2 separate regions of the Homo sapiens genome follow, and region 1 is linked to region 2. A link is a loop called in an ENCODE intact Hi-C map of the cell type or tissue named here. Cell type or tissue: left lung. All regions are shown on one strand. Links, peaks and the distances in the headings refer to the core of each region. The heading gives the core; the rest is flanking DNA.

What was found. Peaks named below come from ENCODE experiments on the same cell type or tissue, not always from the same donor. Only the 100,000 strongest peaks of a DNase experiment are listed, where the experiment ranks them.
Region 1: a loop joins it to region 2, with 2.0 times the contacts of the local background. A loop is called at or near these places in 70 of 110 quality-filtered maps.

The regions. Positions count from the first base shown.
Region 1 is chr13:113,932,956-113,947,572 of GRCh38, reverse strand. It overlaps a transcript of C13orf46 not described here. Among named protein-coding and RNA genes, the nearest start is that of SWINGN, 11 kb to the right of the region's middle. RefSeq lists enhancers at 10,598-11,079, 11,080-11,581. In left lung, for the core only: no CTCF peak of the experiment used is centred there; DNase peaks (open chromatin) are centred at 3,627, 4,682, 5,816, 7,305 and 1 weaker place; H3K27me3 peaks cover 1,865 bases.
Region 2 is chr13:113,796,715-113,811,331 of GRCh38, reverse strand. It overlaps TMEM255B (transmembrane protein 255B), which reads right to left. Exons shown (of 9, transcript NM_182614.4): 5 at 11,913-11,993; 6 at 10,420-10,505; 7 at 9,520-9,679; 8 at 6,304-6,447. Among named protein-coding and RNA genes, the nearest start is that of GAS6-AS1, 12 kb to the left of the region's middle. RefSeq lists enhancers at 7,034-7,592, 9,298-10,172. In left lung, for the core only: no CTCF peak of the experiment used is centred there; DNase peaks (open chromatin) are centred at 8,951, 9,591, 9,910, 10,583 and 6 weaker places.

The sequences.
Region 1 (14,617 bases), core at 3,149-11,148, 140 kb before region 2:
ATCTGTGAAGCCTCACCCAGCCTTGGGCCATCATTTCAGGTAAATAAAAAGGCCTAATGGCCCCATCAGGCCCTGAGCTCCCTGCTTCCTGAGGAGCTGTCTTCTGCTGGAACTTGGAGGCCACGTGGGCAGAATGAAACTCCTGCTTCCGACAGCAGACGGCAGCAGTGACCTACTCCTGGCTGCCCTGCCCATCTGGAGCGGGTTCTGGGTCTTTTGGGCCCTTTGAGGTTGGTCCGCCCTCCTGCCCTGGCAGCAGCCAGTATTTTACTCCCAGTTGCTCCAGCCTCCCCCAACCCCCTTCCCCGTAAGTAACCTGCCCCGACGCTTGTCCTGGAGCCACGGTGTGGAAGATTCCAGCAGCATTGAGGAACCAAATTTTATATACAGCGTTTCCTCCAAGCACGCAGCTCTGATGTGCCTTTTCCAGGGCCAAAGGCCCCTTCAGGAATCTTCAGGCTTCCCGCTCCACCTCACCTTCTGTAGTGCTGCCAGGCTGACGACAGCCCCCGGGTCTGTGGCTGGCCCCTCTCTCCCAGAGCATCTTGGCCTGCAGTGCTGGCCACAGCCAGAGAGAGGGAAGAGACAGCCCCAGCAGTAACCACGGGTGCCTTCGGCCCACGCACCTGCCGGTCGGCCCCAAGGGTGCCAGGCCTTCCTCTCCTATCGCCGCTGTGGGGCTCCAAAGGGCAGCCAGGAGCCCCAGCTCTGCTGTGGCTTTGCTGTTCCCCAACTGTGAGACCCTCAGAGAGCTGCCGGGCGCAGGTTTCCTCCTCGGCCAGCGAGCAGTCAGACCAGGCTTCGGACCCCTCTACTGTTCCAGGGTGGAGGGGAGGACCCAGGAGACCCAATGGCCTGGATGCCAACAGCCAGCGTGGCCTGACGATGCCATAGGGCACAGGGACAGGCTCTCCGTCCTCTGCGGCCCCGTTCTGCTCCCACCCCAGTGCCCTCCTTTCACCCTGGGGTCCTCCCTGGACCAGCAGCTGCCACCCACAGCACACTGGGATATTTGTGCTGGCCTAGCTACTACCTGACACAGCTGACCACCTCACCCGGCTGACGACCCACACAGCCTCCTGGCCTGGGTCCTCCTGCGCCAGCATTGTGTGTCAAGTGTGTGTGTGGCTGGCATTCCTGTGTGCCGCGTGCAGAGCCTGCAGGACGCCCTTCAGTTCCCAGGATGCCCCACCACAGAGGGGGACTGGTCCCCCCGAGGGTCCTGGGAAACCCTGTTCCAACCACATGCCACATAGGTCCTGTTACGTGAGTTAGAGGGGTGCGTGTGCTTCTCAAGATGAGCTTTCATCAAGTTCTTCCTCCACGCGACGTTGGTCCAATTGGCCGGTGGGGAGTACAGTGCTAGGTGAGGGTCTCCGCTGGGGAGCTTGACACAGCGGGGCGCAAATAAAGCCGTCACCAATCCAAACCCGTTCTGCACTGATACCTCGTACAATAGCAATAAAAATGTGTCAGCAAGAACGCCAAATTCGGTTAGCGTTTTAAACGCGGCATTCACTCACGGTGAACGGGCAGCGGTGGGTTTACTGCCCTGCACTCCAGCCCACAGTGCGGTGAACTGGACCCTAAATCACAGTGAACGGGCGGCGGTGGGTTTACTGCCCTGCACTCCAGCCCACAGAGCACTGGACTCTAAACATGCACTGACCTCAAGGTGGTTCCCCTGGCTGACCTCCTGTCACATGGCCTGGATAAGACTGGCAATGGCCAGATCTTGTCACAATCTGAACAAAAGGGTCAATATGTAGAGAAACAGACTGACGATTCGACGCCTCCCAAGGGAGGAACAAAATGAGCTACATTTTCGTTTACTAGAGCACAGTATTAAGGGCCTTGACTTGGGAGTAGCTCAGATGAAGACTTGGTTTGTTTTTCTTTCCTTTCTTTCTTTCTTTCTTTCTTTCTTTCTTTCTTTCTTTCTTTCTTTCTTTCTTTCTTTCTTTCTTCTTTCTTTCTTTCTCTCTCTCTCTCTCTCTTTCTTTCTTTCTTTCTTTCTTTCTTTCTTTCTTTCTCAGATTCTCGCTCTGTCGCCCAGGCTGAGTGCAGTGGCGCAGTCTCGGCTCACTGCAATCTCTGCCTCCAGGGTTCACGCCATTCTCCTGCCTCAGCCTCCTGAGTAGCTGGGACTGCAGGGGCCCACCATCACACCTGACTAGTTTTTTGTATTTTTAGTAGAGATGGGGTTTCTCCATGTTAGCCAGGATGGTCTCTATCTCCTGACCTCGTGATCCGCCTGTCTTGGCCTCTTAAAGTGCTGGGAGAAGACCTGATGGTTTCAGTGGACCACAAGCCATGTGGTGTGGCCTGGGAGAGGGCACAAAGTAACCTGCCTGCTGTTCCCGGGAAGATGCCTCATCACACATCCGAGGGCCCATGAAACCCGGAACGGCCCACGCACAACTGGAGAGCCTGACACACACCTGGAGGGTCCTTCGCACACCTGCAGAGCCCGTCACACACCTGGAGGGCCCGTCACACACCTGGAGGACTCATCACACACCTGGAGGACTTGTCACACCTGGAGGATCCATCACACACCTGGAGGACTTGTCACACACCTGGAGGGCCCATCACACACCTGGAGGACTTGTCACACACCTGGAGGGCCCATCACACACCTGGAGGACTTGTCACACACCTGGAGGGCCCATCACACACCTGGAGGACTTGTCACACCTGGAGGATCCATCACACACCTGGAGGACTTGTCACACACCTGGAGGGCCCATCACACACCTGGAGGACTTGTCACACACCTGGAGGGCCCATCACACACCTGGAGGACTTGTCACACACCTGGAGGGCCCATCACACACCTGGAGGACTTGTCACACACCTGGAGGGCCCATCACACACCTGGAGGACTTGTCACACCTGGAGGATCCATCACACACCTGGAGGACTTGTCACACACCTGGAGGGCCCATCACACACCTGGAGGACTTGTCACACACCTGCAGAGCCCGTCACACACCTGGAGGGTCCAGCACACACCTGCAGGACTCATCACACACCTGGAGGGCCCGTCACACACCTGGAGGGCCCATCACACACCTACAGGGCCGCAAGGGGAACATTTCCAAGGCCATTGTCAGTGCGGTGTAAGGAGGACCTTTCTCCCCATCGGAGCAGGTAACCCAGCAAGGAAGCCCATCCAGCAGCAACCTGCCCTGGCACCTGGTCCTGGCAGGCAGCAGGATGGCCTCAGCAGAGCCGGGATCAGAATGGGGTGGCAGGGGGGTGCAAGCCCACTGGAGGGGGTCCCGGCAGTGAGGTGACCCTGGACATGGGGAGCTGGGCAGCTTCTCTGCATCCATCTCCAGGTGACCTGGAGGGGTCTGGAGCATCAGGGGAGGGGAAGGCAGCCTCCAGGACAAGATGAGCCCTGCCACCTGAGGGGCTTGTGTCTGGAGAAGGTTTCCAGCAGGAGGGGAGCAAGGTCACAACCTGGGGAGGGATCCATCCCGGGGTGACTGGGGTCTGTGAGGCCTTGGGGTGACCTGCAGCGTGCGTCTTGGGATGCACTTGTACCGCATTCCTTCCTGTCGGGATACTGAAGGTCCCGAGCCAGAGGAGAGGAGAGGCAGAGCAGCCCGTCAGTGATGACCAAACCTGCCCACGATGAGTGTGTGGAGGAGGCGCGCTCGTGGAGATGTGCCAGCCGGGTGCAGGGACTGCGGGCATTTGCTGAGAGCCTCCTCCACCAGGTGTTTCCATGGAATGTCTGGTAGGGCTCCCACCAGCCCTGGCCACAGGCCCTGCTGCCTTCCCTCACGTTGCAAGGGGCCATGCCTGACACTCGTCATCACCCACCAACAGAGCGTAAGCCAAAAATAAAACACTAAGGTTCCCAACCATCTGAGTGGACCTCGTCCTCACCAGAGCCCTCTTAAAATGTAACCCGAGAGGTGGTTTCCAGCCATGACGGGAACGGGGGTCAGACATGCCTCGTTCTACCTTTCCAGCATTAACGTCCACACAGACCTGAAGTCTGATGAGAAACATTTCACAGCCCTCTGAAGCTGCTACCTGAAGGCCTCCTCCACAAATAAGAACCTGGGTTTCCAGGATCCTGGATCTGAACTCAGGCATTCCTTTCTATTATTGATCCCAGGTCTTTAGATAAATGTAACCAATTGTCCACCGGAAAGTTTTTAAATCTTCCTATAACCTGAGAGTTCTGCTCCCCTGACTGCTTTGCATTGCCCTGCCTTTCTGAGCCGAACCAGCATATTTCTTAAATGTATTGCCTGAAGTCTCATTCTCCCTAAAATGCATAAAAGCAAGCTACTCTCTGACCACCCTGGACACATGTCCTCAGGCCCTCCTGAGGGCTGGGTCATGGCCCACGGTCACTTGTCTTGGGCTCAGAATGAATCTCCCCACATTTTACAGAGTTTGACTCTTTGTTGACAGGAGCCAACGCTGCTGTCTGACCCCGGCCCGGAGCTCTCCCCGAGCTCTCCTGTGGGAGGCAGCCATTTGCAGAAATGGAGCCGAGCCTCAGTGGGACTGTCAGGGCCCAGGGACCCGAGGGGCCAGCGCTCCCTGAGGGCAGGGCTCAGCATCCACCAAGCGGGCCTTAGAGAGCCATGGCCGCCGGCCATCTGCAGTGCTCGTGAGGGGCACTGACTGCTCCCACCTGGCTCCCACCTCACCTCCGGCGGGCACTGGGGCGCTGTGCCTTTCTCAGAGGCATCAGGGAGTCCAAGGAGACGCCAGAGGACCTGTGTCCCATCCTCAAGGTAAAGGGCACAGTAACTGGCTGACCGATCACCAACAGGCCGCCTCCGCTGCCTGGAGCCCGCTGGCCCAGGGGTTCCTACCGCGCCCTGCCGTCTCCCTCATCCTCCCTCACTGCATCCAGACACCCAGTCCCCTGGTTGCCCGTGCCCGCGTCAGCTCTGGCCATCCTTGTCCTGGGGGCTGGGCATGGATTTTGCTGTCTCGTGTTCTCAGGACTGTATGAAGTCCAGCCCATTTGGCAAGCATCCTGTGGAGGTAAGGCTGTCTCTCAGTGGCTCCTGAGCTGATGTGTCCAACTACAGGTCCAGGTGGTGTCTGCCGAGTCTCCTGGTCAAATCGCCGTCCTTCCTCTGTAGGGGATAATCGTCCTGGAGACACTGGGAGACCAAATCCTGATTCTCCTGGAACTTCTCTGATTTTGGCATCCATGGGGGTCTTGTCAGCAGCAATCAGTTCCGTGGACTTTGACTCGTGGTGATTTTCTGTTTCCCCATTTCCTCAGGCATTTATCCATCGAGGTTCTCCTGCAGGGAAGAGCAGTGGGTCCCTCCTCCCGGGCTGCGTGTTGACCCGGCCAGTGGCGACAGCAGCAGAACTCATATGCGTCTATTGTATTCTGTGGTTTGTGAAAAGTGTAGGTCAGTGACCACAGTAGTGGATTCTGTGGTTTGCAATCAGCACGGCCTCTGTGCGTTTTGTTGCTCATGCCACCATGATCGGCCTTTGGCAGCTCTTCATGTTGGCCCCTGTGACCTTCACAAGCTCTTACTTTTTAATTAATTAAATCTGGGGGTGAGCCTCCGGCTCTGGGCTCCACAGGACTTCAGCTCATTGCAAACTTCCCTGCTCTGGAGGAGCAATGAGTCAGCCGCCGGCAAGGACAGCCCATTTGGAGGTAAAGTGCTAAGGGGAGAGGAAGGCGGTGAGAGTAAAGCAGTGGCAGGAACTGCTCAGAGGACAGGTGACATGCGGAGGCCTAGGGCAGACCTCGTCCAGGGCGCTGGGCAGGTCCAGGCAGGTCCTCCAGGCCAGGGACCCTGCGCAGCTGCCTTCTGGGTGGGGAGAGTGGGGGCAGCACCCAGGGTGCCTGGCGTGCTGTGCTGAAGGCCACCTGCGAGGCTGGAACTGTGTCTCCATCTGACAGGCAGAGAAACAGCAGCAGCCCAGCCTGGGAAACGATGTCAACAGCTCCTGTTTCCAGCACGTTCCTGGGTCTCAGACGCCCAGCCTCACACACAGAGTCCCAGAGACCAGGGTATCGAATGCCCAGCCTCACACATGGAGTCCCAGAGGAGATCAGGGTCTCGAACGCTCAGCCTCACACATGGAGTCCCAGAGACCAGGATCTCGAACGCTCAGCCTCACACATGGAGTCCCAGAGACCAGGGTCTCGAACGCTCAGCCTCACACATGGAGTCCCAGAGACCAGGGTCTCGAACGCTCAGCCTCACACACGGAGTCCCAGAGGAGACCAGGATCTCGAACGCTCAGCCTCACACATGGAGTCCCAGAGACCAGGGTCTCGAACGCTCAGCCTCACACATGGAGTCCCAGAGACCAGGGTCTCGAACGCTCAGCCTCACACACGGAGTCCCAGAGGAGACCAGGATCTCGAACGCTCAGCCTCACACATGGAGTCCCAGAGACCAGGGTCTCGAACGCTCAGCCTCACACACGGAGTCCCAGAGGAGACCAGGATCTCGAACGCTCAGCCTCACACATGGAGTCCCAGAGACCAGGGTCTCGAACGCTCAGCCTCACACATGGAGTCCCAGAGACCAGGGTCTCGAACGCTCAGCCTCACACACGGAGTCCCAGAGGAGACCAGGATCTCGAACGCTCAGCCTCACACATGGAGTCCCAGAGACCAGGGTCTCGAACGCTCAGCCTCACACATGGAGTCCCAGAGACCAGGGTCTCGAACGCTCAGCCTCACACACGGAGTCCCAGAGGAGACCAGGATCTCGAACGCTCAGCCTCACACATGGAGTCCCAGAGACCAGGGTCTCGAACGCTCAGCCTCACACATGGAGTCCCAGAGACCAGGGTCTCGAACGCTCAGCCTCACACACGGAGTCCCAGAGGAGACCAGGATCTCGAACGCTCAGCCTCACACATGGAGTCCCAGAGACCAGGGTCTCGAACGCTCAGCCTCACACACGGAGTCCCAGAGGAGACCAGGATCTCGAACGCTCAGCCTCACACATGGAGTCCCAGAGACCAGGGTCTCGAACGCTCAGCCTCACACATGGAGTCCCAGAGACCAGGGTCTCGAACGCTCAGCCTCACACATGGAGTCCCAGAGACCAGGGTCTCGAATGCCCAGCCTCACACATGGAGTCCTAGAGGAGACCAGGGTCCCAGACGCCCATCCTCACGCAGAGCCCCATAGGAAACCAGCACCTGCGTCTTCTGTCTGGGTGGCACAGGGAAAGTGCTTCCCCTGGGAATACTCGGCTGGCATCCACCCCGCCAGTGTGTGCTGCAGGCTGGCTCATCTGGGGGTGGGGGGCTTGGCGGCAGCACCGCAGGGTCTAGGGGAGCCCACCTGGCTCTGGCCTCCTGCTCTTCGCTTCCGGGGAAACGGCCCAGGCCCCTGCTGCACACTCTTCCTTCCCCTCTTCAGTAGTAAGAGGAGCCAAATGCGGCTGACGGTGCATCTGAGGCCGAGGCGCAGCCCCCGCCCCTGGGGTGGACTTTGGCCGCATGGGCAGGGCCAGGCAGGCAGGTAGCCTCTTGGGGCCTCTGAGGTGGCCCGAATGCCTCCCCTGATCACGGCTGCCACCCGGGCATCCTGGTCCCCCTGCGTCAGAGCCCACACACATGACAGACAGGAGGCTCTGGCTCAGATGAGGCCAGCGGCACTTCCTTTCATCCTGCCTGGCACCCGGTTTCTTGATGACCCAGGCCAGTGTTTTTCACGCTGAATCGTGTTTGACTTAGAAGCACATGGGATGATCCCTTTGGCCTTCCCAGCACCTCCTGAGAAGTATTGTCATCAGACCTGTGAGCATGAGATGGCGCTGGGCCCAGAGAGGTCAGTGCCCTGGCCCAGGATACACAGCGCACAGGAGGTCACTGGGAGCCTGAGTGACAACATCTCCAGGGCTGGACAGCCTCCCTGTCAGGGGTGAGAAACGGGTCTGTGCCCATTTCACGGCTAAGAACCTGGAGCAGGTCCCCCTTCAGCCCAAAGCCCAGGAGGAGGCGGCTGCTTATTGCAAAAGGTGTGAACCAGGCTGAGTGGTGCCGCCCTCCCCATCCACGTGGTCCCCATCTTTCCCATCCACGTGGTCTCTGTCCTCCCCATCAACGTGGTCCCCGTTCCCCCCGTCCAGGTGGCCCCCATCTTCCCAGTTGGGTGATCCCCGTGTTCCCCGTTGGGTGGTCTGCGTCCTCCCCATCGGGTGGTCTCTGTCCTCCCCATCGGGTGGTCTGCATCCTCCCCATCGGGTGGTCTCTGTCCTCCCCATCGGGTGGTCCCCTTCTGGCTCTGGGTTGCCTGCATCTTGCAGCTCCACACTCCGGAACATGTGGCTTCTGGCATCACCGGGGCGGGGGGAAGGGGCCAGCTGCAGCCCTTGGCTGGAACGTGTCAGGCAGCCAAGCCTATGTGCAAAGGGCCGGGACCTGAAGGAGTGAGAAGCCGGACGCTGTTGTCCCTGACCCTGAGCTGAGCAAGTTCCACTGAGGCCACAGAGATGAGTCCGACCTGAATTCTGCCCTCCCGGAGTTTACAACAGGGTGAAAGGCACCTGGCGGGTCTGGAATGCCAGCTTGGAAGGGATCGTGGGAGGAGCTGGCTGAGGAAACGTGGGCCTGGGGTGGGGGTGGCTGGGTTCCCAGGGAGGCCGCAGGTGCTGTGGTGTGCACAGCAGGGCCTGAGCCTCCTGGGGCCAGGAGGCTTCCTGGGCGTGAGGCCCAAGCTGAGTTTTCCATAGGGATTGAGAGTGAGTGAAGGCTGTTTGGAAGGACGTGCTGGGCAGTGGGAAGTTTGAGCAAAACCTGGAGACAGGAAAGAGCTGTGTGTTGAGAGAAGCTACAGCTGGTGCAGTGTTTCTGGAATGGAAAGTTCACGGCGGACGTGTGGAAGGGAGCGACTCCCAGTGGTGGGCACAGCAAGGGCCCCTCCCAAAGACGTCGGAGGCTGAACCCCCAGGACGCTTGAACAGGGCAACCTTGCAGGGGGAACTAGGTTAGGAATCCCAAGTCGGGAGATAGCCTTGGATTATTCGGTGGGTGCTCCTGGAGTTTAGGGAGGATGGAGAGGCTGCTGGACCCAGCGTAAGGTCTGGGCTCCTTAGAGGCAGGTGGGCGGGTCAAAGAGAGAGCAATTTGAAGATGCTGGGTTTGAAGATGGGCCGTGGGCCAAGGCTGCTGCCGTCTCTGGAGGCTGAGAAAAGAAAGCAGTGGCTTCTCCACCAGGCTCCTGCCAGCCCTGCCTTCAGCACCCTGAGGCCCTTTTCACACTTTCCCCTCCAGGACTGTAAGATAATACATTTGAGCTGTTGGAAGCCACTAGGTTTGTGGTAATCTGTTAAAGCAGCAGATAGGAACCTCATAGACTCACTATTGAGAAAAGAAAAGCACTTTTATCTGAGGAGCAAGTCCTTTTAATTATTGGGTCCAGAGAGGCGTTCAGTTGAGGCCGCAACCACATCCCACTCCCCCTTTGAGCTGCATGTTCATCTTGTGAAAGGAAAATCATTCTCGGGACCCCAGATCGCTGAGCCTAAGAGAAAAGTCCAGCTGGGAACTGTGCCAGGCAAACCTGCCTCCCATTCTATTCCTGAGTAAGGGAACTACAAAGATTTTAAAAAGCTACACGCCTGCCTCACGATTTGCCCACAAAGAAATTCCTTGTGGACAAAGCACAGACAGAACTCAAAGTCACCCCACTGCTCCCGTGAGACAAACGCACACAGCTGATCACTTCCTCTGCCCTCATTTCACTGAGCCAGACTCAGGCATGAGTGACCATTCCTGTAAATTGTGCATTCCGTAAAAGGCTAATCAGAAACTCAGGAGTGCAACCGTTTGTCTCTTATCTACCTACGACCTGGAAGCCTCCTCCCTGCTTCCATCTGTCCCGCCTTTCCGGACCGAACCAGCGTTCATCCGATGTATGTTGATGTCTCATGTCTCCCTAAAATATGTAAAACCAAACTCTGCGCCGACCACCTCAGGCATGTTGTCAGGACCTCCGGAGGCTGTGTCACAGGTGCGTCCTGAACTTTGGCAAAATAAACTTCCTAAATTGACTGAGCCTTATCTCAGACGCCTTTTGGTTTACAACGCTACTGAGATGTTCATCTCACCTGCAGCTGTGTATGAGAAGAGGTCGTGGCTGCATCTGGATTCGGAAAGACCCCAGTGCTAATGATTGTTACCATAACCAAGGGAAAGGACTCTAACCTGTGCGGGTTTACGGCTGCCTTCTCGGCAAGCTTGAGATTGTAGGAGCCATACGTGGCCACGATGTGGACTGCACTCTGGCTGGTGGCTGTGGCGTGACCACGGTCACTGCACAGTCACTTGGATCCCTGGGAGGAGAGTCCTGTAGCCTCGGACCGGGGATGCCACAGGCATGAACCCACCTTTGCAAAAATTATAACAGTGGAAAAATTATGGCAGTGAAAGAGACCCGAGGTAACCAACTCCCATCTTGCCTTTAGCCTTCAAACTGCCCTTAATTATTCCTGGGCTTGGGCCAAGCTAACTCTGGGAGACATTTAGTTTATAGCTTAAATGATAATAACCCTTCCGCAAAACTCAACAGCCTTTGTAAAGCTATTGAGAGACCACTAGGCTACGAGGACGAGAGGAGCCTGAATTCTGCTAAAATGGAGACACAAAGGATTACCCCCCTTTATTCTGGAGCTCAAAATATGCAACTTCCCAACTACTCCCGCAGATAACGTCACTACGGTGGAACCTAAGACTGGCCTTTGAGATGTCTTTTCAGGTTTTTTGCAAGTCTGACAACTGATTTCCCCCCCTGGACCGGTCAGCCTCCCTGGTGCCACCCAGAAGCGACTCGGGGCACAAGGACCATTTCCCACACCCCGACGACTGCACCCCCAACCAGTCAGCAGCAAGCGCCCTTGCCTACCCACCCGACTCTCTTCCCCTAAACTAGCCTTGAGAGACCCTGGTCTCTGCATTTTCAGGGAGGCTGATGTGAGTAACAATAAAACTCTAGTGTCCTGTTTAGCCGGCTCTGCGTGTGTAAAACTGTTTCTCTATTGCAGCTCTCGCCACTGGCCAGGAAACGGTTTCCCCCTCCTCGGGCTGTGCTGGGAGGAAGGGTCTGAAGTGGCTTGTAATGTCGGAAGCAAAGTGGAGGACTTGCCCGGAAGAGGGAGGAAGGCCTTGGCTCCTTTGAGCCAGTGGGAATGGAAGGGAAGGCGGCCAGGATTTCCTCAAAAATATTTCCCCATAGCCGGTCAGCTCCCCACGGGGCCAATACCGCATCCTCACTCTGGGCGCAAGGACGGCCCCTTCCCAGAGCCCATTTAGAACTTGGATGAATGTTCTATCAACACTCATGGATGTTGCCTGGATGAATGGGCTCTATCCGGGCCTTGAGTAGGAAGAAGCCGCTGGCAGTTACTTGCTCACCCAGAGACTCCAAGCAGCCACACTCACCTGGGCTGATGACTCAATTGACTCCTGAGTTTCTCCGGCTCTTCATTGAGGTCTGTCTTTTCCACCTCCATCTTTGAGCCTCTGAACTTGATGAAAATCGGTTACATGTAGATGGCTTTTCTGTCCAATGCTAGAGAACTTTGAACTTAATGGAATCCTGCCGTCTTTTCATCAACTCAGTGCTAAACAACTCTAGATTTTAAAATGATATCCAGTGTGACTGCGTCCATTTCACATGGCACAAGGATTGTCTGTGATCACGATTCATAAAGCTGCTATTTTTTAGCTGACACTAGGCCCAAGCATGGCCCCTGGGGGCACAGGGCTGTTTATTTCTCTTTTAAAGCACCCTAATCTGGGAGGTGTATTTTGCCGGTGGCTGGCGGGCTGGGAGCAGAGAAAAGTTCAGTGTAAAAATGAAAATGCATTCCCGGCAGGAAAACTCCCACCCTAAGGGCACGTATGCAGTTTACCCCAAAACAATGGTTGCCGTGGGTAACCCGAGTGGTGTTGCCAGTGGCTGCCAGTTTGGCCCTTCCAGGGAGATGTCAAGAGACCCCTTCTACCAATCCCTTTCCTCATTAAAGAGGAAGAATGTTTGCTTTCTGGGAGATATTTAAGAGGACAATTTGAAATCCCACAAAAGCCAGGGTTGGTAGAATCAGGACTTGGCTCAGCCCAGCTCAGCCCCGCAGCAGCTACCCCGGGCTCTGTTTGTCCTGGCTTCCACCAGGGCCAGCGCTTCACAGCCGGAAGCAAACAGGCCAAGCATTTCTTGGTTAATAGCACAAGGGGGCCAGGCTTGCTGGAGAAGCAGCGGTCAGGGCCAGGGGCCCCTAACCTCTGCAGTCGCCCCTCCCAGTGGCTTTCCAGAGCTGTTTTCCACCTCTCCCTGAGGAGCTGAAGGGCGCCGGGGGCCGAGTCACTGCCACAGCCGCAGGGACCAAGCCCCATCCCAGCAAGGCTGAGGCCTCAGGAAGGCGGCCAGCCCAGGCCCTCTCGCCACTGGCCAGGAAACTGTTCCCCCCCTCGGGCTGTGCTGGGAGGAAGGGTCTGAAGTGGCTTGTAACGTCGGAAGCAAAATGGAGAACTTGCCCAGAAGAGGGAGGAATGCCTTGGCTCCTTTGAGCCAGTGGGAATGGAAGGGAAGAAGGCCAGGATTTCCTCAAAAATATTTCCCTGTAGCCAGTCAGCTCCCCACAGGGCCAATACCTCGTCCTCACTCCGGGTGCAAGGACAGCCCCTTCCCAGAGCCCGTTTAGAACTTGCTTCTCTTCAGACTACATTCCCTCCTGGCTGGATTCTGGAGACCATAACTGGGGCACCTACCAAGTGGGGCCCGTTAGAGGTGCTGGCGGAGTTCCCGTGTGACCCCATCAGGGTGGCTCACAGCACATCTCCGCAGCGACACGCTCAGGTCTGGTTTTCCAGTGTGTATGCGTGGAGCCCAGCAGTGGGGCCCAGATGGCGTGGTGAGGATCACCACTGAAAGGCAGGCCTCGAGCACTTGCCCAGAGTCCACTGTTTGGAGGGCAGTTCGATTCACCGTAGCCAATTAGCCCACAGCACACACAATCTTTCTTTTCCCATTGAGTTGTCTTGGCACCTTGGTTGGAAAGTAATTTACCATGTATGTGTGGGTCTATTTCCTTTATTTGAAAGTGATTTTTAAAAGGAAAATTGCAAGACCCCTTCTTCTAATTGTGGCCCCACACCCTTGCCCATGCATCCGACTCATCTCCATCCATCCTGTGTGTCTGGTAGTTTCATAAAAAGTCAAACACATACCTGCCATTATGACCCAGCGATTGTACTCCTGGGCATTTATCGCAGAGAAATTAAAATGTATAGTCACACAAACGATCATAGCAGCTTTATTTGGAACAGCGAAAACCTGGGAACAGCCCCATTGTCTGTCAGCAGGTGCGTGTCCGACGCATCGTGGTGCCTCCACACCACACAACGTGCTCAGCAACGGAGAGAAACAGACTCTGGGAGAAAACTCCATCTCAAAGGCTGCATTCCGCACTCCGTTCCCATAACACTCTTGAAAGGATGAGTGACGCCGGCGGGTGCTGTGGGTTAGAGAAGGGCCCCGCGGGGCACACCTCACACCTGTGGGGATGGACGGTCATGCATCTCGAATGTGGTTGTGGTTACAGAAATCCACATATGCGGCCACACATCGCAGAATCTCCACACGGAGTCGTACCCAGAATAAAACAAACACACGGAAACCTAGGATGTCCAAATGAGCTCCGTCATCCAGTGACTTGCGTGGTGCCCATATCAGTTTCCTGGTTTTAAGAATTTGTTGTAGCTCTGCAAAGTGCTGCATTGTAGGAAGCTGAGGAATGGAATGTGGGACCCCTCTGTACTATTCGGCAACTTTTTGTGAAGCTATAATTAGCTCAAAATGCAAAGCTAAAATTACTGAGGACTTAGAAATAAACTTGACAAAAGATTTACAAGTCCTATATACTGAGAACTGAGAAACATCAATGAGAGGAATGAAAAAAGGCCTAAATAAATGGAGCCATAGCATGTTCATGGAAGATGCCAACTCTCCCCAGATTGATCTCCAGAATCAACACAATCCCAATCAGAATCCCAGCAGGATTTTTGTAGAAATTGGTAAGCTAATTCTAAGGTTTATACAGAAATGCACAGGACTTGGAGTAACCAAAGCAAGCATAAAAAAGAACAGAGTTGAAGAATTTATATTACTTGATTTTAATCAAGACAGTCAATATAATCATTATAACAGATAAATAGGTCAATGAGACAGAACAACACCCAGGCCTACTCATCTATGGCCACTACTCATTTATGGCCAATTGACTTTTGATAAATGTGCTGAGGCAATTCAACAGGGAGAGAATAACCTTTTCCACAAGGAATGCTGGGTCATTTGGACACCCATAAGCAACAAAATAAAACAATTACAAATCCTCAAAACCCTTACCTCACACCACATACAACAATTAACTTTGGGCTGGATGCAGTGGCTCACACCTGTAATCCCAGCACTTTGGGAAGCTGAGGCAGGTGGATCATTTGAGGTCAGGAGTTCAAGACCAGCCTGGGCAACATGGTGAAACTCTGTTTCTACTAAAAATACAAAAATTTTCTGGGCATGGTGGCATGTGCTTGTAATCCCAGCTACTCAGGAGACTGAGGCATGAAAATTGATTGAACCTGG
Region 2 (14,617 bases), core at 4,437-12,436:
CACTCTCACCGGCCCCCCCACAGGCCCAGGCCCACTCTCACGGGCCCCCACAGACCCAGGACCACTGTCACGGGCCCCCACCCCACAGACCCAGGACCTCTCTCACCGGCCCCCCCCACAGATCCAGGACCTCTCTCACTGGCCCCCACCCCACAGACCCAGGACCACTCTCACGGGCCCCCACCCCACAGACCCAGGGCCACCAGAAGGAGCAGCCCCAGCCCGGGGCAGAACAGGAGAGGGTGGCCGGGGCCTCACTGGCACAACCTTGGCCTCCACAGCTGCATGGGGCAGGGGGTGGACGCCCCAGGAAGGGTGTCCTCAGACCACATCCCACTTCCTCACAGCCAGCGAGCCTCTGACCTGACTCCAAAACCAACAGTTAGGGTCCACCAGGCCTGGGGCCCCTGGGCTCACCCAACTCTTCATATTTGGGAAAGGCCCCACGTATGAACCCCACACGTCCACACGTCCAGCAGCGTGTGGCTGGTTCAGTGTCACCGTGGCTGACTCAGCGGCTCACACACGCATCTGGGTGTTGCCGTGGAGGCATCTTCAGGTGTGATTGACACCCTTGCGTACAGTGCCTCAGCCCCTGGACACGGACGGCCCCTCCTCTCCACTGAAGGCGTTAAGGAAAGAGGCTGTGGTCCCCAGGAGAAGTGGACTCTGCCCCAGTGGCCTAGGCACTCCCGGGGCAGCGTCACCCTCCCTGGTCTCCAGCCTGCCCCCTCCCTGTGGTTGTGCACCTGAAGCCCACAGTCATCAGCCAGTCATTCAGAATCGATGGATTGATCTCTCTCTTCATATGTAGGTACCTGTATTCTCCCATAGGCTCTGCTTCCCTAGAGAGCCCTGACTAACACACATAGACCCACCCAAGTAATTCTGAGACCAGAAAAGCGAAGAACGGCACAGATTTTAAATTGATACATTCTAGTTTTTCTCCAACTGCTAACACACATCTTAATTCTTTTCTTTTTTTCCCCTTAAATTCTAGGGGGAACTTCTAATCAAATTTTAAATAAATAAAGCAAACAAACTCCTTCTAAGAAATAACACAGGAAGAGTTTTTCAAACTCCAAGCTACCAGATGTGCTCTGTGCTCCTCTTGCCCCAGCCTGCAGGGTCCCATGAGAAGCCAGCTGCCTGTCTGAGCCTGCGTGTTCAGCATCCCCAGAGAAGCCAGCTGCCTGTCTGAGCCTCTCCCTGGAGAGCTCTGCACTGCAGACGCCCTGGGAGCTAGCAGGACCTCTGGATCCTGACAGCAGAATTTCTGCACAGGTGTAGGTAAGGCTGAGAATGGGGCCCTTCCTCAGAGGGACTGCAATGTTGAGGTTGACAGCCCAGGCTCATGGGATCCAGTGGTTCAGGGACACCTGCCAACCTCATTTCTTTCTTCCCCCGAAACTCACACAGGTTTCTGGCCACAGGCGACAGAGTGAGACACTAGGGAACATTCTCTCAAGTCTGCTGGGAGCTCCCAACTTCCAACTCTGTAGCACCCACTCTTCTTCACAGCAGATGAGCAGTTAAGGAAACTAAGGGGTAAACCCCAGGACCACAGATAAACCCCAGGAACCCATGGAGTAACTCCCTAGGAACCACCGAGTGAACCATGGAGTAAAACTCAGGAACCACGGAGTAAACCCCCAGGAACCACGGAGTAAAACTCAGGAACCACGGAGTAAACCCCCAGGAACCATGGAGTAAACTCTCAGGAACCACGGAGTAAACCCCTCCCCCCAGGAACCACAGAGTAACCCCTCCCCCCAGGAACCACAGAGTTAAACCCCCGGGAACCATGGAGTAAACCCCCAGGAACCACAGAGTAAACCCCCAGGAACCAGAGTTAAACCCCCAGGAACCACAGAGTAAACCCCCAGGAACCACAGCATAAATCCCCAAGAACCATGGAGTAAACATCCAGGAACCACAGAGTAAACTCCCAGGAACCACAGAGTAACCCCTCCCCCCAGGAACCACAGAGTTAAACCCCCGGGAACCATGGAGTAAACCCCCAGGAACCACAGAGTAAACCCCCAGGAACCAGAGTTAAACCCCCAGGAACCACAGAGTAAACCCCCAGGAACCACAGCATAAATCCCCAAGAACCATGGAGTAAACCCCCAGGACCATGGAGTAAACATCCAGGAACCACAGAGTAAACTCCCAGGAACCACAGAGTAACCCCTCCCCCCAGGAACCACAGAGTTAAGCCCCCGGGAACCATGGAGTAAACCCCCAGGAACCACAGAGTAAACCCCCAGGAAACACAGCATAACCTCCCCCCAAAAACCACAGAGTAAACCCCGAGGAACCATGGAGTAAAGCCCCAGGAACCAGAGTAATCTCCCCAGGAACCACAGAGGTAAACCCCCAGAAACCACAGCATAAATCCCCAAGAACCACAGAGTAAACCCCCAGGAACCATGGAGCAAACCCCCAGGAACCACAGCATAAATCCCCAAGAACCAAGGAGTAAACCCCCAGGAACCACGGAGTAAACCCCCAGGAAACATGGAGTAACCCCCCCCCCAGGAACCACAGAGTTACACCGCCAGAAACCACAGAGTTAAACCCCAAAGAACCACGGAGTAAACCCCCAGGAACCACAGAACAAACCCCTAGGAGCCACGAAGTAAACCCCCAGTAACCACAGAGTTAAACCCTCAGGAATCACAGAGTAACCACCCAGGAACCACGGAATAAATACCCCTGGAACCATGGAGTAAACTCCCAGGAACCACGGAGTAAACACCCCAGGAACCATGGAGTAAACCCCCCAGGACCACAAAGTAAACCCCCAGGAACATGGAGTAAACCGCCAGGAACCATGGAATAAACCCCCAGGAACCACAGAGTAAACCCTGGGACCACGGGGTTAACCACTGAATGACAGGGCCCCCCTAGGGACAAGCCCTGCCCACGAGTAATCTCACAGGGGAAGGGAGGGCATGTTTCTTAGTAACGGGGCAGGAACTCATCTTCTGCTGTGATGCCACGTCCTCCCCTGCACTTCATGCCTGGCAAAGCTGCTGGGTGCAAGGAAGGTGATCTCTTTAAATTGTCCTTTTTATTAACTGCTCAAAACCTCCCCCACCAAGTCACTGTTCCCCATCCCCCACTGTCTCAAGTGGGAGTATTTTCTGCTGCTAACGACTTCCATGGAACACCCTGAATATTTTCTCTCCATCTCTGTGGAAGCAGGGCCCCTCCTCCATTGTTCTTCTGAGGAGCACATGAGCCTCATCTGATTTGCCATCTCTGAAATCCAATTATCAGCGTGCGTATATTAAGCTCCCACACATGCTGGCCTGGCACAAAGGCTGGCTGGGCCATCTGAGGGCCCCAGGCCTCCCCAGAGGAAGAGGGGAACATCCACCCTTTGCGTAAACCCAGAGCCCCAGGGTGGATGAGGATGGAGCACCATGGGGATGAAGTGGATCTGCCCCTGTGCCCCCCACGTCCCGTAAGCCCGCGTGTGACGGGGAGGACCACCCCCCACATCCCGTAAGCCCTCCTGTGATAGGGAGGACCGCCCCCCACATCCCGTAAGCCTGCGTGTGACGGGGAGGACTACCCCCCACATCCCATAAGCCCACGTGTGACAGGGAGGACCACCCCCACATCCCGTAAGCCTGCGTGTGACGGGGAGGACCGCCCCCCACATCCCGTAAGCCTGCGTGTGACAGGGAGGACCACCCCCCACATCCCGTAAGCCCACGTGTGACAGGGAGGACCACCCCCACATCCCGTAAGCCTGCGTGTGACGGGGAGGACTACCCCCCACATCCCGTAAGCCTGCGTGTGACAGGGAGGACCACCCTCCACATCCCATAAGCCCGCGTGTGACGGGGAGGACCACCCCCACATCCCGTAAGCCTGCGTGTGACGGGGAGGACCACCCCCCACATCCCGTAAGCCCACGTGTGACAGGGAGGACCACCCCCACATCCCGTAAGCCCTCGTGTGACGGGGAGGACCGCCCCCCACATCCCGTAAGCCTGCGTGTGACAGGGAGGACCACCCTCCACATCCCGTAAGCCTGCGTGTGACGGGAAGGACCACCCCCACATCTTACACCTCCGTGGGGCTCACAGGCAGGGAGGACACACCTGCCTGAGGGAGTCACCAGCCCCTCCCTCCACAAAGCCTCACTGTCTCCAAGGTCCCAAGTCAGAATGCAAACTTGGAGAAGCCGGGCCCCTCACAGCCAGAGCTTCAGACAGCCGGGCCCCAGCACCAGGGCGGCCCAAACCAGCCCTGGAGCCAGAGAAGAGGAAGGGGCTGATGGAACCACGTGTTGTCTCTCCTCTGGGGCCCTGAGGGGCAGCGGCTGAGGTTGAGGATGGAAGACAGCATGGGCCACCGAGGCTATGCTCTGGGCTGCACGTTCTTGGCACCCATGCGATTCCAAGTCTGTGTCTGTGTAGAGCCGCTTGGGGAGCACCTGCAGGCCCAGCGTCCCTGGAGATACCTCTGCCCCTGCGGGCCTCCTCCTTCTACCCCTGCGGGCCTCCAGTTCTGGGCTTGGCAAACTTCCCACGGGAGACCAGGAGGCCAGAGAGAAGCCCCCAGGACAGGGCTGTGGCCCTGGGGGCACGGTCCCTGCCATGATGGGGACGTCCCTGGGGCAGGGGCAGGAGGCTTGGGGAAGGATGAAGCTGCCTGTGGCACCAAGCAGACGCGCCTGCCTGCAGGAGTGACCACTGCAGGGTCGCTGGCAAAAGCTCCCGCCATCTGACCCTGGGGACCACATCTTCCCCCGTCACAGAAATGGAAAAGATGTTTCCAGGCCAGACCTCCAGCAGGGGCCTTGTGTTCCCAGGGAGCAGGGCCCCAGCTTTATATTCGAAGTGAGAGGGGAGACTGAGGTATGAGGTGCAGGGATCCCTCCACGAGGAGATGTTGTCAGGCCCTGGTCATCTCCACTGAGCCCAACAGCTGCTGTGTCCCGGGCATGGCTGAAGGTGGCTGACCCAAGCAGGCCCTGAACGCGAGGGACCCCCAGCAGCCCCACAGGCCCCTGGACCCCAGGGACCCCCAGACGCACCATCTCCATGAGTGCTGGTTCCTGCTCCCTCCTCGGGGTCCCTGGTGCAGGTCCCCAGGTGAGCTGAGAAGGTCGTGGCTCTCGGGCCCCGCTCAAACCTGAGCCCTCTCTGTCCTGGACGTGAGGGCAGAGTGTGCACAGGCCTCCCCCGGATGTCCCTCTAAGGAAGATCTTTTCCTGACAACGTCATGTGTCGGGAGAGGGTCCTCTTGTGGAATATCTGAAGACCTGTGTCATGTGTGACTTCAAAACTCACGACTCCCCACGTTCACCCTGCCCTTCCCCGCACAGAAACACATCACGGTGCCTGCTTTAATCTGCAGCTTCATCGGGCTGGGCCTGACACAGCTCTCTCTGCAGAGGCTGCTGTTAACTCACGCAAAAGGACCTGCCAGTCAGCCGGGCATGTGGGCAGTGCCTCCCACCCAGAAAGGAAGCCCACGTTTATCAGGACCAGGGTTCTCAACTGTGTCCCCGGGGGCACACGGCACGTCCAGGCAGGAGACACGGGACACGTCCGGAGAGTTTGGGTTGTCACACCGGCGGCTCTGATATGCCGCAGGCAGAGGCCAGGGCCCACCAGCACCCTCAGCACCTAGGGTGCCCCAGCACAGCGGTTGGCCAGCCCTGAATGCCTACAGTGCCGAGGTAAGAAACGTGGCCCGGTCTGTTTCACCCATGGCCACAGCACAGAGCTTCATGGCACAGAAGGCGGTCATGCCCAGGAGTGGAAATCGGACAGGCAGGCAGGGGCCACTGTCCTGCTCGCCCCCCACCATGGCCTCTCCCTCCGTCATCTCCAAGGTCAATAGCATCATGTCAGGATGAACCCTATGATGTCTCCACGTCTGCGGGTAAAATGGGGTTGGATTTTGGCAGATCCATATGGCTCCACCTAAATAACCTGGCCATGCCCACAGGATGTCCACCAGCAGACAAACGCAGGAGCCTCCACCACTGCAGCGGGGAGCTGCCCAGGCCTGTGCGGGGCCAGCCCCGGGGTCAGAAGAGCCAGCTGCCGGCAGAGCATGGTGGCGGGTCACCAGGGCCACCTGGCGCGGTCCCCGGCCATACTTGCAGGGAGGTTGTGCCCTGACGGCAGGGTTGTCACTGCCCCCCACCTCCCATCCCTAATCCAGAAGGTGAGGCGGCTGCAAGACCTCATCCCCTCCGACCCCAGCCCCATCCTGTCCATCCCACTGCCTGTGACCAGCGCGTCCAACTCCAGCAGGTGATGCTGGCCCTACCTGAAGGGGCAGAGGGTAGGACGAGCAGGTCGGGACGGGCTCGGGCGTCAGGCGGAAGCCTGCGTAGGCCAGGATCTGCTGGGCGGGGTTGTAGAGGGTCTGTGGTGGGACGGCTGGGCCATAGGCCAGCTGGGACAGAGGCACCTGCCATGGAGAGGAGACGGGTGGTCGGCGTGTACCCCCTAGTGGAGGGAAGGGCTGTCCAGCCTTCCTAGAAAGCCCAGCACCCTCGACCCCCGACTCTCAGGCTGGAACTAACCCCGGCCCGGCGTGCGTTTATACCCAGGCTGGAGCTAACGCCGGCCCGGCGTGCGTTTATACCCAGGCTGGAGCTAACCCCGGCCCGGCGTGCGTTTATACCCAGGCTGGAGCTAACCCCGGCCCGGCGTGCGTTTATACCCAGGCTGGAGCTAACCCCGGCCCGGCGTGCGTTTATACCCAGGCTGGAGCTAACCCCGGCCCGGCGTAGCTTTACACTGAGGTTCTCTACATCTTGGTCCCAGGGCCCCGCCACCTGCTAGTCACACTGGGTGACCGCTCGGCTCGGGCTCTCTTTTACTTTTTTGATTTTTTGGGGGGGGAGAAAAAAGCACTGGTTTCCTTCTCTCCGGGCCCCAAAGTCTGCTTTTTCGGCACAGAAGGGTGCAGGTGGGGAGGGCCCTCTCAGCACCGGGCTGATGGCTCTCGCTTCCCCAAGCCTGTGCCCCAACCAGCGTGGGGTTTCTGGGGAATGCGAACAAAACCAAAGTCTCCTGAGCTCCCGTCCACACTTTCACTGACTCACTCAGGCAGTTAAAATTCTCCAAAGAAGGTGCTGGCTCCAACTCAGGCCCCGGCCGGCCTCATCCCCTACAGAGGGAGGGGCCCATGGCTCACACAAGCTTCAGGGCTTCCCCGGGCCAGAAACGCGGGGACTGGGCCGAGGGCACCCGGGCTTCGCCTCCCTCCCCACCTTCACACAGGTGCCCCTCCACCTTCCCCAGCCCCCACCCCCAGGTTCAGCAGCACCCTGGAGGAAGCCAGGGGAAGATGGCAAAGGCGGGGAAGCCAGGCCAGAGCCGCTGCGAGGGGCTGGCCACGGTGACGACCCGGGGACACGGTGACAACCCGGGGACACGGTGAAAACCCCGGGACAGGGTGATGACCCCAGGCCTGAGGTGTCCTCAGACAACGGTGCTGCCCGCACCCCTGGGGCTGGGAGGGAGCCCCCTGCCCAGCGGGCACTGGAAGGTGGGAAGGGGCAGGGCCTTCTGGGCAGCTGGTCCTTGGTCCACATGTGCAGGAGGCCGTGCTTCTGCCTCAGACCCTGCAGAGAGCAGGGGGGCAGCCGAGGTGGGCCTGGGAGGTTGGATGGGCATGGAGGGTCGTGCTCCGTGAGGGAGGGGCAGGAGATTTGCAGTTCTGACAGGTAGAGGGGTGGGGAGGCCTCTGAGCTGGCGGTGGCCTGAGGATGGGGCCGGGGCGAGTGCACAGAAAGCAGAGAACACGGGGGCCACGGAGTCACACGCGGAGGAGGCCCCTGAGAGGCTGGCTCAGCCGCCCGCCCTTGCCGGCACGTTAAGTGCCTCCCACGCACCCATCACAAGTAATTTGCCCTCGTCTACGAAGGGCACGTCCAGCTTGGAATGTTAAGGAATGAAGGAAGCATCTTCATTCCTTAACAAAATGTTTAAATGGCAAAATCAGTTAAACTCACAAGAGGGCCTGCTTGGTGGGTGTGAAGGTTAGCAAGTCCTCTCCTTGCTCTGCAGCCCTGAGCTTTGGGTTCGAGGAAGACTTCCTGGAGCCGGTGTGGCTCTGCATTGCGGGCTGGCCCTGGAGGTATCACCTGTTCCTGATCCTGCACTCCAGCATTTTATCACGGGCTTTAATGAACACACGAGCCCCTTCCGGAAAACCCTGGACACCCCGGGCCTGTGTGGCGAGCATGGCGCCTGCACCAGACAAGCGTTTCTGTGTCCTGTCTACAATCCGGCTGCAGTTCCTCCTGGGACGGCCGCTGAGAGGAGACACTGAGCTGCCGAGGCAGAGAAGCTTGCACCGAGGAGACGCCAAAGGCGCCCGGAGCCCGCGAGATCCCGGCAGAGACCCTTCCCGACCCCAGACTCCCGCTCCCACCGCAGGGGCCGGCCGGCTGTCACCACAGAGCAAGGACCCCTGGGAGGTGCCTGTCTTGTGTTGGTGTGCGGGCGTCTGGGGGCCCAGGGTGGGGCTTGGGGGGCCACTGGGTGGGGAGCCAGAGGGCTGGACCTCGGGATGCCAGGGTCACTCTCAGCTTCACCAGTTTTGTCTGGAAGCACAAAAGTGTTGAGAAAAGGAGGAGCTGAGAAGCAGATGGCAGGAGGGTTCCCAGCTGAGCTAATTTTTAGTCATGGACAGCCTCTGGGACGAATAGGGCATGGAGAAGCCGCTCAGGAGTGTTTTCGCTGCCTCGCTGGGCCGGGTCTGGCCTGCATGATGTGCGTCTGCCTGGTGCTGCCAGGCCTCCTCATGTGGGTGCAAGAGGGGGCGCCCCTCGTCCCTGGGCTGCCGTTTGGATACTCTGGGGGTTGGGGCTCCCTCACTCCTGGCTGCCCATCCCTTACAGCTTCTCTGCAAGTTCAGGGGGCGGGGTTTGCTGGCCGCACACCACGAGAACATCTGGTTTGAAACAGGCGCCAGGAGAGGGCAGAGGAGGGAGAAGAGAGAGGACATCCGGCCCGGGCCAGTGATTTCCCTGTGGTTTCCCGGGCGAGGGCCGGCCTTTCCAGGATGGGTCCAGCCCACCTCCCGCGAGGGGCCCCTTCCCTCCCTCCTCCTGCCCAGGCCAATCCTGGCTGTATGGGTCTCGCCTCTGGGGTTTGCTAAGGCATCAGCTCAGCCCCAGCCCAGACCTGCCCATCTGAAGCCCCAGGCAGTTGCTAATGATGGGAGCTTAGTGCACAAGGGCTGGGCCTCCCTCTTGGAGCTGAACATTGTTTCTTGGGGACGGCTGTGCCCACCTCAGCGGGGAGGCAAGGATTAAATCAGGTGATTCTTGTGACAGGCTTGGGACAGGACGGCCCCGAGGTGAGTCGGTGCACGCCAGCTGTCACCCTGACACCCTGCTGACAGACGCATGGGCTTCAGTGCCCCATCTGTAAAGTGAGGGCTGGAGGCCCCCCAGCCCACCCCGGGGAAATGGACCCGGAGCCCCGGCTCCCAGTGAGCAGCGGGGGTCCCACCAAGGGGCCTCACCATGTCCTTGAAGGCCCCCAGGACGGCGGCGGTGATGATGCCCAGGAACAGGCCCAGGACGTTCAGAACTGCAGAGGCCCAGAGCAGGCGGTACAGGTGCAGCACGTCCTGGCAGCCGCTGACGCCGATGAACTCATAGTAGGCGGGCGAGGGCTCTGCGCTGCACAGAGAGGGCACCATGGCGTCACCGCACGAGGCAAGTGACCACCCGCAAGTTAAACTTGTGTCCTCTGGACCTGAGCCCTGCAGGGCTGGGGGAGGAAATCAGGGCTGGAGCCCAGTCAACGCCCATCCCTGCACTGCTCTGGGAGATCAAACCTATGTCTGATGGGATTGGCCTGTGAGGCTCCCCACCTGGGGCCCACAGTGGCAAAGAGCGGCAACTGGGCCTGGCGGGCCCGCCCCTCCGCCTCGATGGCCTGGCAGGACGGGTGTCTGGGCCCCGGCTGAGCCATCTCTGTCTTCACGCCAGGATGGGAAGGCCGTCGGGGTCACGGGCCCCTGTCCCAAGAGGGGGCCATGCCTGGGGCCTCAGAGGCCAGGCCAGGTTTAAACTCTCGCCCGACACACACGGGCTGTGTCCTCTTGGGCAGATCAACATTTCAGAGCCTCTGTCTTTTCATCTGTGAAATGGACTCAATGTCCTTTCCTCATGTAAACATCTAAGGAGTAAAGGAGACGATGTAGGTGCAGGGGTGTGGGGGGGGTGATGTCAGGAGCAGAAGGATGGAGGCCTCACCCCTGCAGGCACATACGGGGGTTCCCAGCGCCCCTCACCTCCCTCAGGTGTAGATATAGGGGTCCCCAGCGCCCCTCACCTCCCGCAGGTGTAGATACGGGGGTCCCCAGCGCCCCTCACCTCCCGCAGGTGTAGATATGGGGGTCCCCGGTGCCCCTCACCTCCCGCAGGCATAGAGGTCACAGCAGTAACAGGTGTTGCTTCTCACCTTCAGCTGGCACTTGCCGTCCAGGGAGTGACAGGTGACCTGGGGCAGAGAGGCCTTGTCAGGTCACATGCCGGTGCCCACCACCTCACCCACCCCACCAAGGGCAGGGCTGCCTCATGGGAGCTGGGAGCGGCCACTGAGGCCCAGCCAAGCAGCTGCCTCCCCCGACTTTCCCCCGACTCCAGACACAGAGGCTTGGGGGCTCGGGGGCCAGGACCCTTCCTGCAGGAGGGGTCAGGGGCACAGGCTGGTCCCAGAGGCCGGATAATCGGGGCTCAGAGGAGAGGCCTTGCTTCTCCATGATCCCAGGAGCAGAGGGAAATATCAGGGTGCGTGGGCAGAAGGACAGAGCCCAGGAGGCCTTCGGCGTGGGGTGCACAGAAGCCTGAGAGCCCGGAGGGCGGCAGAACAGGCCCCGTCCCAGGGCGCTCTCCCCCCAGGCTTGAGCACTGGCAGCCTCAGAAGAGACACCTGCCACCTCTGTGTGACAACCTTGAAAGCCCTGGCCAGGGGACACCCCCCAACACACACACACACACACACACACACACACACACACACACAGAGGACGCCTCCCCTGACACACACACACAGGACACCTCCACACACACACACACAGGATGCCTCCCCCCCACATACACACATGGCATGCCTCCCGCCTACCCCCCCCCACACACACACACAGGACACCTCCACACACACATACACATACACACACAGGACACCTCCCCCCTAAACACACACGGGACGCCTCCTGCCTACCCCCCCCCACACACACACACATAAACACACACACACACACGATGCCTCCCGGCAGCTGCTGGAGAGTCCCAGACAAGCTGGCAGGTGCTGGCCACTGAGAGGGCCTCCAGCTCCTCCTCCTCTGACACGCGTGCTGAGGATGAGAGGCTGCGTTTAGTTAAAGCCAGGAATCCACACAGGGCAGGTGCGAGACACACAGAGAGCGCCGTCACAGAGCTGTGCCCTCCGACGGTCCTGGCGAAGGCGGCGGCCGCCCGCGGGTCATTACTCCCCGCATCTCACTCACCTGGAAAGAGAAATGAGGTCACACTGCCGCTGTCGGTGGCTCAGGGAAATCCAGAAGTTTCTCGGACACTGTAAATGTATTATCCTTGCTTCTTATTGCAATAATTAAATTAGAAAAATGCTAATTGGAAGAGCCATACAGAACTGGACACGTGCACTCTGAGACTGTTGTGATTTAATGAAGCAAGTCCAGAACTCTGACTCCAGAGTGAAATACAGCACATCGAAATGTCAAGGTCCCAAACACAGGGGGCATCAACGGTTCACCAGCTGCAGGGGTGACCCCCAGGAACTATTAGAATCAAAATATTCAGACCACGCCTATGTGCAGGGAAAACCGCGTGGGGTCGGCGGGGTTAGCTGAGCAAAACCCACATGAATCTCAGTGCTCCTGCTCACCTCTGTCTGGTAGACATCGTACAAGTACCCCACCCCACTGGAGTAAAACTGGCATCTTCCCGTGGTGAGGGGCCTCGGTTCCTAGAGAAACAGATAAACACAGATGGAATAAAACAGGTGCCTCCAGGCGGGAGAGGCCAGAGGCAATTTCAGGCCTGTGGGTCTCAGGCTCAGGGCCTCAAGGACCAAGGCCAACACCAACTTGAGCCTCCCAGACACAGAACACAAGATGGGAGACTCCACGCTCCCTGCAGAGCAGCTGGGCTGCTGCATCCAGGAGGCCAGACAGCAGAAAGCCCCATGGGAGGGTACCTCGGGCCATGCATATTCTCCATCAGTCAACAAGGGCAGCAGAAGGGAGACAGGTGCTTGGCCTTTTGAGGGGCATCCCTACCACCCCACATCACAGGTGTTAGGCTCCTGCATCGTTTCATAAAAGAAAATATTGTCTCTTCTACTAGGAAGGTAGCAAGAAGGATTTCAGACCAATAAACTCATCCCTCCAACCATCCAATCATCCACCCACCCACCCAACCATCCATCCAATCATCCAATCAATCATCTGTGCATCCACCCATTCTTCCTTCCATCCTCTACATCTATCTATTCATTCATCCATAATGCATCCATCATCCATCCTTCCATTCATCCACATCCATCCATCCACCCATCTGTCATCCATACTTCATCCATCCATCCATCCATCCATGTATCCATCCATCCTTCCATCCATCCACCCATCATCCATCCATTATCCATCCTTCCATTCATCCACATCCATCCATCCACCCATCTGTCATCCATCCTTCCATCCATCCATCCATCATCCATTATCCCTCCTTCTATGTATCCATCCATCATCCATCCTTCTATCCATCCACATCCATCATCCATCCTTCCATTCATCCACATCCATCCATCCAACCATCATCCAACCATCCATCCATCATCCATCCATTATCCATCCTTCGATTCATCCACATCCACCCATCCATTCATCTGTCATCCATCCTTTTGTCCATCCATCATCCATCATCCATCCATTATCCATCCTTCTATTCATCCACATCCATCCATTCACCCATCTGTCATCCATACTTCCATCCTTCCATCTGTCCACCATCCATCCATCATCCGTTATCCATCCTCCTATCTATCCATCCATCATCCATCCTTCTATCCATCCACATCCATCACCCATCCTTCCATTCATCCACATCCATCCATCCATCCATCATCCATCCTTCTATCCATCCATCCATCATCCATACTTCCATTCATCCACATCCACCCATCCATCCATTCCTGTCATCCACCCATTATCCATCCTTCTATCCATCCATCCAACCATTCAGCCATACACCCATTTGTGGCCCTATCCAACTATCAATCCATCCGACCATCTGCAACATTCATGGAGCAGACACAGTGCCAAATGGTAAGGATAACGAGACACAGTTCTTGCCCTTAAGGGATTTATAGACTAGTGAAGAAGACAGACCCATAAACTGACCATTGCAAAGTGCTTATAATTGCTATGGTAGAGGACAGCAGGAAGTACCAAAACTAAAATGCCACAAAACTGCATCACCTGCAAATAAGCTAGGGTCACATTGCCCACGTTTAGTTTTATTAGTATTTCTCAAAGGCTCCTAGTTCTGAACCAAGAAAAGTATTAGAAACCACTAGTAACACTGCAACAGATGAGAATGAGAATCACTCATCGGTCCTTTGGGCCCCCACTGGTGAAGTACTATTATGGCCGGATGCGTTCTAGGTGACACAGCAATGGAGGAAGCAGACACAAGTCTCTGTCTCTGGGTGTTTATCTTCCCCTGAGGGGACAGACATGAGACCACAGGTAACAATGAGTAGCCCAAGGGGACAGAGGCTCCTTCCTGGAGAGAGGGCAGTGCACCCCAACCCCACGGACAGAGGCTCCTGCTGGGAGGGAGGGCGGTGTGCCGGAACCCCATGGGGACAGAGGCCTAGCAGCACGGTGTCCTCGGCCTCTCTCAACAGTTGGAAGGCACGCATCTCCCCATATGACGCCCTTAGAGCTGTAATTCACCATCTGTCTTCTTCCTCAGCAGCACACGAGGCAGTGCCACATTTTCCTCGATGGCATCTGAGCTCCAGTGAGTGCTGTCTGCGCATCCGTCCTAAAGTCAGCCCTGGGAGGCCCCGGCCAGGGGCCCTGCTTTGTTTCTAACCAAGAGGCTCCCACACTTGCCTAGATGCATGCCCCGCGTGGCCCTCCAGAATGGACAGGCGCCCGAGGTCCGGAACCTGGGGACACCCCCGACTGCGGTCAGAGACTGGACCCTGCTCCTCGGCGGGGCCACGGCCACGGGCGCCTGGAGCACAGTGGAAACCACCGTCTGGAAGCCATAGAATAGCAAGTCACCCAGCCACCCGCTGAGAAAGCTCCCATGACGCACCTCCGTGGGAGTGTGTGTGTGCGCGCGAGTGTGAGCATGTGGGCCGTGGTGTGTGCATGCGTGCGCACGCACGTGTGTTTTGTGAATGTGCTCCCACACTTGCCTTCATATAATGAAACCGTTGGGGCAGACAAAGGCCTAACACCAACCTTCAGTGCCTTTCAGTGTGATTTATGGAAAAAGAGGGAGAAACAATCACAGGTTTGGTCTGAGAGTTCATGACAAGCAATTCGGCTGCTCCCGGGGACCAGCTGACGCCCAGAT